2 separate regions of the Mus musculus genome follow, and region 2 is linked to region 1. A link is a contact called in ENCODE Hi-C or POLR2A ChIA-PET data. All regions are on one chromosome and are shown on one strand. The core of a region is the stretch at or near the end of the contact, and the rest is flanking DNA. Distances in the headings are between cores, read along the strand shown. Region 1 overlaps Fyn (Fyn proto-oncogene). Region 2 overlaps Fyn (Fyn proto-oncogene).

Evidence for each region. A loop is a pair of places that touch in the nucleus more often than their neighbours do. ChIA-PET counts read pairs that join two places held with the same protein, here RNA polymerase II (POLR2A).
Region 2: a loop to region 1 is called in a map of heart, with 2.3 times the contacts of the local background. The contact joins two enhancer-like sites. A Hi-C loop is called at or near these places in 5 of 37 maps with a recorded cell type or tissue (T-helper 1 cell, adrenal gland and heart). POLR2A ChIA-PET finds 5 or more read pairs at or near these places in 3 of 5 experiments (all embryonic stem cell).

The regions. Positions count from the first base shown.
Region 1 is chr10:39,455,656-39,461,440 of GRCm38, forward strand. The region is part of intron 3 of Fyn (Fyn proto-oncogene); the gene reads left to right. Among named protein-coding and RNA genes, the nearest start is that of Fyn, 89 kb to the left of the region's middle. Within about 2 kb of position 3,674, at least 2 of the 3 ENCODE cell types and tissues checked have a DNase peak (open chromatin) inside an H3K27ac peak, as active enhancers do.
Region 2 is chr10:39,499,693-39,505,477 of GRCm38, forward strand. The region is part of intron 3 of Fyn (Fyn proto-oncogene); the gene reads left to right. Among named protein-coding and RNA genes, the nearest start is that of Gm40627, 88 kb to the right of the region's middle. Within about 2 kb of position 2,756, at least 1 of the 3 ENCODE cell types and tissues checked has a DNase peak (open chromatin) inside an H3K27ac peak, as active enhancers do.

The sequences.
Region 1 (5,785 bases), core at 2,424-4,923:
GACCTAGGTTAAATCTCTGTACTCATTGTTGCTTTACAATAACCCTCAGAGTCTCGAGCTCTTCTGTAAACGGAGGCCTTTAGTGAGCCGAGTCATGCTGGTGCACAGTAGGTGCTCCACAGCAGCCATGTTTTCCGACAGACTCCTTGTTGGGGACATTTGCCTCTGAAGATAAGCCACTCAGAAGGTGCATGTTTTCAGCAGGAAGACTTGAGAAATGGGACATGTCACTTCCCAGTGACTAGCTACCACAGCAGCTTCTCTGTCATTTTCTCCATAATGAGCCCGGAGATGGGGCATGGGAGGAGGTAAGGGAGAGCGGCTGTTACTTGGGCCTCCTTCTAGAACCCAAGGAAGCCACTGTCAGACAAGCACTGCTAGCTCAGCCTACCTTCCTGCCACGGTTACAGTCGAGTGAGGTCACATCCTTCCAGCTTTTGGTTAAGTTCTGATACTATTTTCATTCATGTCAGTGAGAAGGGACAGAGCGAGGTGCACGATATGTTTGGCTCATATGGGCTTTTATTTCCAACCCTTCCTTTTGATTTTACCGTGGTTACGTGCCGTGGTTATGTGCCTTTGCCGACATCGATTATTGAACTAACAGTTTGGCTTACCTGTGTTTGGGAGAGAACCAGCCTTGTTGCTGCTGTACAGAGTGCTGATATTAAAGCCACATGTCTCATCTGTGGGACAAGGACATGGACGTGGCCTCAGGAGGTCTCTACAATAATCTCTAAAGAGCCAGAAAGTGTCTTCAGCAACATTTTAACCAGAGGCTTCAAGTCTTCTCAGAGATAAAGAGGAACTTGCCCGGGCAGCTCACTGGGAGGTCTAACATTGCCACTGGAGGGAATAGCCCACTCGGCAAGTTTAATTAGTACAATACAGGATTTATTTCAGAAATAACTAGGGATATAACGGTCCCAAGCCTGTAGCAATACTTACTTTTGGGAGGTGAGAATGCTCATTCTGATTTGATTGTCAGACACTGTGTACATGCATTGACTCATTGTGCTGAGCCCAGATGGTTTGTCTTAATAGAAAATAACATAATAAACAATTAGGGGACACTAGGAAATTGTTTGAGAAGAGTGACCAAATTGTTCCATATCTTAATCGTGGTGTTATTTCTACAACTGTGGGCTTTTGTGGAAACCCACAGAACTGTACTGTAAGGAGACTGGGTTTTCTTCTGTGGGAATGAAAGATGGAAAGAGTGAGTTGTAGAAGACAGTTATCTCAGCTTGTTAAAGTGTGATGGTGGAGAGTGAACTGCATGTGGGATGGGGACTTAGGCTGAGTCCCACAGTGCCTGTCACACGGAGGTAATGTGACAAATGCTTAAGTGCCCACTACGCCACCTGCCGATCTTAGATAGGTTATGTTGGTGTCCCACACACTTGTCTACCATGTTTAGATGATCTCCTCCTTCTGTCACCCCCTGTCCTCTGAACTAAACAACCCCCCGCCCCCCGTCTTCCTTCCCTCTTGTTATGTCCATGTCACACCCCATCCCATGAAGCTCTTAGCAGAGGCTCCTGCCTTACAGTTCCTCCCTGTGCACCTGCCCAGCACTGAAGCACTACGCCTGTCAGGATCTGGCTGGAATGCCTTGCTGTGTAGATGTTAGTAGACACCTAGCCCTAAACTCCGTCCCACCCATCACTCTCAGGACTGAGCCCACTGATGGGTCATGCAGGTGGTCTGTTTTGTGGGCTTCTGAGAATGGAGAAAGGAGGGCAGCGTAGCAAATCCACCTTCCCCGTCCGGGTGAAACAGTCTTGGCACTCTCAGCTGAGGCCGTGGGCAGACTGCTGTGGACGAATCTCTGAGGCGCAAGCGTTTCCCAGATTCTCATTCCTCGTTATGACTCAAGAAATGTAAGACTCTTAAAGCTACAGCTTGTGAATATTTTGAGATGGCCAAGATTCTCCCTCTCCTTTAGGCCATATCATCGTGAAAGATAAATGCAATGAGGAATAAAAACAGTGGTTCTCATCTGAGGTCAGTGCGCCTTCCAGGCGGTGTTTGGTGATGTCAAGGATGCTGCTAAATGCCCTGCAGTATTAGAACTACACATGTGCACACACCCCACAAATGACCTCAGATGTCAGTGGTACTGAAACTGAGAAACTGATGATAGAGCCAGTAAAAATACTGAAAGTGCCTGTTTTGAGAGTTTAGATTTTACAATACTTTAATATCTAACTACACACACATACACCTGAAAAGGGCTCAGAATACACAGGCCTGAGATGGCTCTCAAGAACCAGCCTCCTTCATTACCCCTGGCTCCAAGAAAAGCAGATGTAAATGAATTCAGACAGACAGATCCTTCTGAATGATGGGCCACAAGAGAAGAGAGGTTCTCACAGCCAGGCCTCAGCATCTGCAGAGAAGAGGCAGTCTCCTGCTGCAGGCCCCAGCTTCCTCAGCTGAGTTTGTCTTTAGTTGAAATGGTGTCGCCATCTGGGCTGGTCCTTCATTTTGAGTCAAGGATGGATAGTGATTCTGGGGGATGAAGGTGTGCTGAGAGAGGGGACAGGTCTCGGTACAGTTGATTGAGATCAAGTATTTTGAGACACGGGGCTGTTTATTTGTACCCACTTGCCATGACACCACAGTCTGGCTTAAGTGTGGATTGCTAAGCACTTCTGTAGCCCAATATGGCTGCATTTGCTGAAGCTGGGAGATTAAAGCAACATATGTCAAACTGTGATGCAGAACAATTCTCTTGAAAAGACTTTACTTAATTATGGGCCTATTTTGGGAGGGTAACTGTGCTTTTTGTGTGGTGTATTTTAGGTTACACTCACCCAGCTTCCAGGCCAGAAAGGGCGTGGCATATGCTGAGGACATAAATATGTTCTTACGAAAGCTCTGCTGTGATGTTCTTTCGCCTTTATGATCCTTGATTCCTTTCTTGTATTTTTTGCTCTCTCATGAATGAGGTGGAAATGTGTTCAACAAAGGCAGACAAGAAAGCCTTGCTTCAGATGGCCAGGCCCAGGGATGTGGGGACTCTTTGTTGTCAGTTCTTGTCTTTAAGATGAAGAGATCTTGGAGCAGTGTACAGAAGTGTCCAAGATAAATGGTTGAGAGAGGCTGTAAAAGACACTGTGCTTTACATGGGACAAGTGTCTGTATGGCTTCAGGTCCAGACCCCTGCCATGGGTCACACCAGAACATCATTGTCCTGCCCTGGTGGCCTGTGATCTGCAGTGAGCATCTGCTTTCTCTCTTCTTCTAGACACATGACTCTGATGAGCTCCGCCTCCTGTCCACAGCCTTTCGTGGCCTCATTGCTCTGCCTGTACAGAAGGTTCCCAGCCTTAAAGGAGAAGCTGGGTATTTCTGCCCAGTCAGCATTTTCCAGGCCTAATTAAAAATGATTGATAAAGGGAGAAACCACATTGCATAAGGAAATCAGCTTGTCATTTAAATGGTGTGGAGAAGCAGAGACATGCAGACAAAGCTCTGCAGCCCCAAGCACTGACCAGTCCTGAGGACAGAGGCGCTTCACTTACATCCTGAGTCATGAAGGCCAGAGGAGAGCAAGCATGAACCCTGAGGAGGGTGGGGGCAGCCTTTTATCAGAGGAGTTTCTGGAAAGGGACCAGGGCCAGCTTGTCTCTCGGTGGATATGTCCTGCTAAGAGGCTCTGTAGAAGGTTGGAGGCACGGAACGGAGAATCCCTGCCCCGCCTCAGCTTTGGCTCGCAGCTTACACTTCAAGAGACTGTTGTGTGTGGTGGTCTGGCACAGCCTCCAAGGTTCCCTTTCAGATGTGTAAGGAGATGTCTAAAGTTTGAAGCCCAGCCTGTATACGGGAGGGGCGGGCCATCTTCTGCCTTGTTGTGTAATCCTGATAGCCGAGGCCACCATGGCCATCTTTTTATCACTTGCTCACAAGACAGGTGCCATTTTCTCTCCAGGACAGTTTTGGCTGCATCCTGAACCAGTTTCCGTGAAGCTGCTCCAGGACCTGCCCATGGCTTTGCCATCTGCCCTCACTCCAGCACTCACGCCACAGTGTGGCTTTAATCTGTAGCGACGTGTAGAAGCCCCAACTGCTCACTGACTTAGGGGAAGTATTTTCAGAGTCAGAAGCTGTCATGTATGTTAGAAAAGACCGGGACACAAGTGGCCAGCCCTGTCTCAGCTGTGCTGGGGAGGCTGCGTATCCAGATGTCACTCGGGCTGCTCCTCCAAAGTTTATAAAGGGTTGCAATGCATTTGATCCTCCCAAGCTAGTTCTTAGATGATGGAGTCAAGTCACCAGGCAAAGTCGGAGGCTCCTGAATTTGCCTGTGTAAGGCAGGGCATTTGTAATGTGTGGGAGTGTTTGTTGTCCTCGGAAGAATTAGAGGCATTGTTGATAGGGAGTGGCGTGGGGATGCCAGTTAGCCTTCAGAGCCTGTGAAAGACAAGGCTCTGCTGCCACAGCACCTATAGCACCATGCTGAGAGGCAGGGCTAGGTGAGCAATGAACACAAGTGGAGCCAGTTGCACACTCATGATTGGGTTGAAGGCATCTAAGTCCTCACTGCTGCTTCACTGGGAACTCTAGACATGGGGTTCAGGCGGCTGTTCTGCAGATGGGGTGATGTTGCGCTATGCACCAGAACTCAGCACAGCGTGCTGTTCCTGGAACAGGTTCGCTGACACGCCATGGAGTGGCTAATCAGTCCCCTGTACCTGCCCAGCACAGGAAAATGAGACCCTTCTCTTTGAGAGAAAGATGAGTCCGGTAAGATGCTCTGGCCATAGACTTTTATCAAATCTTACCAACCGGAAACCATCCTGATAGGGTTAGAAAGATGGCTCAGTGGTTAAATGTTTCTTTGCTCTTCCTGAGGCCCCAAGTTCTGTTACTAACATCCTTCTTGGTGAGCTGACAACCAGCTGCAGCCCCAGCCTCCAAGAATAGACAGACAAACAGACACACACACACACACACACACACACACACAGAGAGAATTAAAAAAAAATAAAACTTTAAGAACTCATTCTAATAGAGATATCAGCATCTCTGATGGGTGTCCCATCCTGAGTTGTAGATTTGCCCTGAGGCTTCATCCTGCCTGGAGGATTAACACAGCCTGCTGACAGAGATCTGTGTAAAGTTCAGTTTGGGTGTCAGCCAGCAAAGAAGCTGAAACAATGGCAAGCCAGCTTGAATGAGTATGCACCAGATTCGTTAAAGCAGTAAAGTGAAATACTGAAGAGAGTGTATGGAGGGAAGATGTCCACACAGATGCTCCGGTGGGATGGTACCTGCTCACCACCACTACCTTCTGTGTTTGGAGGTGGCAGTAGTAGTTGTTTTATTTTCTTTCTGCCTTCCTTCACTAACTTTTAATATTTTATTTTATTTTTACTTTATTTAACTGTGTATTTTTCTGTGACTGTATGGGGTTTATGTTACCTAAGTGCAGGTGTACAGAGATGTAGGATGCCCTGGAGCAGCTCAAGTTACAAGTGGTTGTGAACCAATTGATGTGGGTGCCAGGGACAGAACCCAGGTCCTCTGGAAGAGCAATGCATGCTCTTAACTGCTGGGCCATCTCTCCAGCACCCAAACTTTGTATTTTTGAAAAATGTCAAAACTACTGGTCAGGAGAGTAAGCAATGACACAGACACCTCTCAGTTTACTTAAAGTTACCGTTTGTTCTATGTGTAATATGTCTGCTTTATTCTCTTTCAGTTACATATAAAGGGGTAAGTGTGTGCGCGTGCGCGTGCGTGTGTGTGTGTGTGTGTGTGTGTGTGTGTGTGTGTG
Region 2 (5,785 bases), core at 1,506-4,005, 43 kb after region 1:
TTGAATCTATAAAGAAAAGCTGTGGCTTCTTCAAAAACATCAGCATCACCACTTCTAGTTGAAGCCTCATCGCCCATCAGTGAGAACACTAGACTCCAGGATATTAAGAGGTTACACTCCAGGCCACTCAGCATCCTTGCTACAGGATGCCACTACTCTCAGCCCTTCTGTAAAGCATGAGCCCAATACTAAGAAACTAAGATGTCATAGACACGTATGAAGCAACCTAGGAGACTAAATGCAGAGTGTCCCACTCAAAAGACATCATGGCTTAGTGTATAGTATAGAAGACATGAATGTAGTAACGTGGACTCAGACCGAAGCCTTACAAACTACATAATCCGGGCAGGTGTTTTAGTTCTGTTAAGCCGATGTTCCTTACCTGAATGCCTGGGTATGATCACTCTGAGCACTGAAAGAGACCGTATTTAAAGCGCTGAGAAGGCTCGTGTTCTTGTTCAGGTGTCGTAATTCATGGTTGTTGTTTTCTTGCTCAGAGGAGCTTGTGGCCAGTGGTAAAGGGACATGGACATGTGCCCCAGGGATCCAGGCTTCATTTCTGTGTTATAATCACTTCCTCCTATTCCTTTAAGTCCAGGTTGTCATAACAGAATGACCATGCCCCTTACACCTTTCCCTCTTCCATGTAAGGGCTCACACGTGACAGATGTCCATGCTTCTCTTGCCTGAAGGTTAAAGCTGATGAGTTAGGGTGAATGATGCCTTCCAAGGTTCTTGTTGTCATGATGCCACACCATTCCTTAGCCAGTTATCTCTCTGTTGAAGCTGGTTTCCACCACACTGCATGCTCCTTCTATGCCACAGGATGCAAGAAGGGAGACGTCATCTAAAAGATAAAGACCCTCGGGTTTTCACAGCCATTTGCTGTCAGCCCACAGGTGAAATGACATGGAAACAGCTGGATAGAAGAAAATCTCAAGGTGTGGTCTTCAGCTGTACGGTCATAGGCCCACTGGAAACCGCCACTGTGGCTGTCTAGTGGGATGAGGGGCAGTGTGCCACACCCCTTCTCCTGGCCTCTTCTGTGACTCCAATTATTATCAGAGATGAATTTGGGCCTTAGGATTGTCAAAACTATTTTGGGGGAGATTTTTTTAAAGTTTTGTTTTTGTTTTTTTAAGACAGGCTTTCTCTATTATGTAGCCCTGATTGTCTTGAAACTTGCAATGTAGACTAAACTGGCCGCAGGATTCACGGAGGTTCAGCTGCCTTGGCCTCTAGAGTGCTGGGATCAGACGTGCACCACCGTGCTCATCCCAAAACTGAATTCTTTCAGGCCTACTGCGAGCAGAATTCTCCAAGCTCCTAATTCTCTGATACAACACTGATGATAGTAATAATAAAAATATTAATAATAGTAATATACATGAGTAAATGTCACTGTTAGGTTACCTTAGCATGCATTTATTTTCAGTTAATAGTGTATATAAATGTATGGTGGCTCATAAAACACGTGTGCCGCCTTTTTTGATTGACTTAGGTTTTTTTAACTGACAAGGTCAGGCTTCAGTCATGCCTTCAGTGCGTTAGCAGAGGCGGTAGCAGCTCCTTCCTCAGAGTAGCCAGTTTGTCACCTCAGATGCTCTTCTCCAAGGGCTGCTGGGAACCAGTGCTGGCTGCCTGCAGGTGGCTCCATGTTCTTCTCTCCCTCCTTTCATTTCCCCTGGGTCTTGGGCACTGGGCAATCCTAAATGCTGACCTCTTATGAAAGACCAAAGGATTGCATAGCCAGGCTCCTCAGCAGGAAGGAAACTCAAGGAAGGCAGAGACCCCCACCCCCTTCCTCCCTCTCAGACTCTGTACCATGAAGAGGAGGGAGGAGGCTGGCTGGCGTTGCCTCTCTGCCTCCTTTGTCACTGCTCTTTGCTCTTAGAAGCCCAGGAATTCAAGCTGAGTGTGTTTCCCAACTGCCTGGTTTATCAACATTCACACCAATCTGCTGCTGCAGCTTTGAAATCCTAAATCACTGCTGGATGCAGAGGCTGCTGCTGTGCTCCTGCGTTCCTTGTAGCTTGGAGGAAGTGCCAACACGCAGTCCCAGTGGTTGGGAGACACAGGGCTCCCTGTCATTCTTCAGAGGAGACGCCTGCCTCACTTCAGACTTGCAATGCAGATGGCGGCTGGCAGATTCTGCTGTGGCTGTTTCCACAACCGTGCTTCCGAGCAAAGGGGCAAGCGATGGGGATGCCACGCCCACTGTCCCAAGCTTGCTCCTTTCGATGCGCTTTTCATGTTTTGTTTTGTTTTTTTTTTTTTTTATTACACTTTTACTTAATCTGTGTGTGTGCCCGGGCAAAGCTTCCATGCAAGGCGTGGCATGGAAGAGTGGAGGTCAGACAACTTGGGAGCCATCAGTTCTCCCCTCTAGCAGGAATCAAACTCAGACCTGTGGGCTTTGCAGTAGGCATCCTTACTCACTGAGCCATCCCACCCTCCGGCCATCTGCTTCTGTGAGAGCTGGATCTTCGTGACTAGTGCTACTGAATTAAAGGAAGAGAAAGAACCCCCTGTTTTCTGAAAGGCTGGGGCTCATGCAGAATCATCTGTCCAGGAACCCCCATGCTGACTGGGGGGATCTGCGGAGTGAGGTTTTGTCCTGCCTGAGAAGGAACCTCCTGGGCTCTCATCCTCCTCCTACCTATAGAAAGGACATTGGCGATGCCTGTTCAGGCAGCCGCTTTGTTCTAGTGTGTTTGCTTGTGCCTATGCCAGGTGACACTGTGACTCCTGGCCCACCGCCAGTCCCGCTACAACTGTTACTAAAACAGAGGAGGCCAGAGAGCCAGGCTTTGCGACTGAGCCGCAGATGTGACACTGGCTTTCCTGCTTGTGCTAGTTTGCGACTAGAAGCCCGTGGTTCTACAGAGCATGTGCAGAGTGGGGGAAACAAGCCTGACTGGATATGGGCAGTGAGAAGTGATGTATCCAGCAGACCTTAGTGTTTCAGAAGAGTGCTAAGTTGTATAAAGTGGGGCTGCTCCCTCCTGTGCTCCACCGGGATTCAGGAAAACTAGCTCAAAAGTCAAAGCTAGCTGGGCAGTGGTGGTGCAAGCCTTTAATCCCAACACTTGGGAGGCAGAGGTAGGTGGATTTCTGAGTTCGAAGCCAGCCTGGTGTACAGAGTGAGTTCCAGGGCTACACAGAGAAACCCTGTCTCAAAAAAAAAAAAAAAAAAAAAAAGAAAAAGAAAAAAGAAAAGTCAAAGCTGTGTCAGCTGGAAAGGGTGAAAACAACAAGCATAAGGACAAATCCCCCTGCCTCTACAACCAGCAGCATCCAGAGAGTGAGTGCTGGTTAGACCTCCCTTCCCTAGGGCTGGCCAGTACACAGCTCAGCCCAGTCCAAGCCCTCAGTTCCAGGAAGAGCCTGCTTAATTAAGGATTGTCATTCCTACATGGTTAGGGTCTCCAAGCATATAGGACTTAGAACTGAAGCATATTCATTGCCCCCACCTTGTCTGCCTGTAAGACTCTGGGGAGCCTTAGCTTACCTGGGACCCCCTGAGTGAACCACGTGAAGCCGGGATCGATGCAAAAAGCAAGAGGAATTTATTGCTCCAGTGCACTGGGGCCATCCCAGACCCGAAGGAGTGGTGGCTACTCCCAATATCCCAGCGAGTTCTTATATGGTTTCCAGGGGCAGAATAGAGCATCAGCAACTAGGCACAATAAGATTGGTGGAATAGTGCACCCTTTAAACTGATTGGTCTTTAGGGAATGAGGTGACAAAGACTTTCCTTGTCTGAAGGTGGCAACAGTCAGTACTGTGGAATGTGTCCCCACCGGCAGGTCCGATCCTGCCATGTGGTCTGAGAAATGGTAATTAGCCTCTCCCTTCCGGAGGGTCAGGTGTTTCATGACCTTCCCAAAGTTCCTAAGCTGACCTTTTCATGCCCAGGTCTGGCGTGATCACCCATTGCGTCCTCAGGTTTGACATCAGTGCCTCTGCTTCCCTTGCCACAGTAAGGTTTCTGCAGCTCTCTCTGTGTGTTCTCACTGCCTGCTTGCTGCACAACCCCTCAGCACCCAGCAAGGAGTAGAAAGCACGCTCACTGCTCTTGACTGGTTAGCTATTGTGCCTTCCAGAAGTTGCCTCTTAATGTGCTCCCCTCCCATCTCCAGTTTTATGCTTTATTACTATGTGATTGTTTCAACTTACATACAAATTCAGTTGAGAACTGAAACAAGGGAACTTGAACTCATCAACATGGTGCATTCTCACAGTGCAGTCTCTGTCACGCGCCTGCGGTGATTCAGCCTGTCCCCCTAAAGCGCATCGCAGGCATCCATTTTGTAGCTGGAATGGCCCAGTGCTGCCTTGACACAGCGCACTGCTTCAGAGTACTCACCGTGTCTGTTTTCTCCTCTGCTTACCATTCTGTCGTAGACATACCTTATAAATTCACCACCTCTCATTAAACACTTGCATGTTTTCTAATTTCCAAAGTGATGAACAGCATTTTATAAAACCTCACTTAGCACATACTCACAGGCCCAAAGGCAAGCCTGTCTTAGGCCCCTTGTTGACATTACCAGTTTGGTTTACCAGAAGTCCCCACAGTACTGTAGGAGCAAACTCATTTCAAGGGACCCTCTGTCACTGTTGGGTAGAGGATTCATCTGTGAATTTAGTTACTAATTAAATCACTTACTAATCTAAGTGTTTCCCTGATTACTTGTGGAAACTGGTGTTTCCCCTAAAGCTTCAGTGGTGTGGGGGGAGAGGAAGGTGCTACCAATAGTGTTCCCTCATTTCCTGCCTAGTTGGTTTGTCTTATCTATATAAATCCATTTTTTAAAATATCTATCTACAAAATAAACTTGTACATAAATGTGGATAACAGAATTATTCAAAGGAGGAAGTATCCAGGATATTCATGATTTCTAAATGGATGAGCACCTTATGATATAGTCATACAGTGACAGATATTTAGTGATTAATGTAATGATAACTTTAATACAATGCTATATTACTACACTGCAGATGAATCTTAAATGCGTTGTGCCCTGATGAAAAATAGAACGAAACCAAGGTTGTGTATCATGTGATTAAATCCATACCAAATATCTGGATTAGGCAAACCCACAGAGACCTAGGTAGGTTAGATGGGCGTCAGGGAAGATAGGGGTCATTGGCAAGTGGCTGCTTAGAGCACAGGGGTTTCTTTGAGGATGAAGAATGTGTTCTGGAATTAAATGGCAGTAATGGCTCCTTTATAAAAACCAACTGTGCCACACTCTTCTGTGGTCTGGAAGAGTTGGGGAAGGTGTGCCCTGCCTCTCCAGAATCCCTTCGTACAAACAGGGCTAATACTCTCATTTGCATCAGCACCTTCTCTCTCTCTTCTGTCGACTCAGAGATCCAAAGCAAACTGGGCGCAAGAAGCATCTCTCCCTCTCCCTGGAGCCCTTCCATGATTCCCTGTTAAAACTTCATTTGGCCATTTAGGTTTGGGAGCCCATCCAGTGGCTGGCTGGCTGACAGCAGTGTGAATGCTCACTCTCGGGGGCTCACGCTTCTGTCTCCCTTCCATTAAGCCTTCAGAGCTCCAGGCGCAGTGAGGGGGGTGGGGTGGGAAAAAGGAAAAGACTGCAGTTTCTCAGCCTAGGGGTTATCTACACAAGCATCGACAGAGCTGATTCCAGGTGCCGGGAATGCGCCTCTTTTCTGCTGTGCCATGGTGTTCTATGAGTGATTGGTTTCATCCATTGCTGTCAGGGTGGGACAGGATCCATCCTCGTCCCCTCAGAGCCTTTGCAGTGAC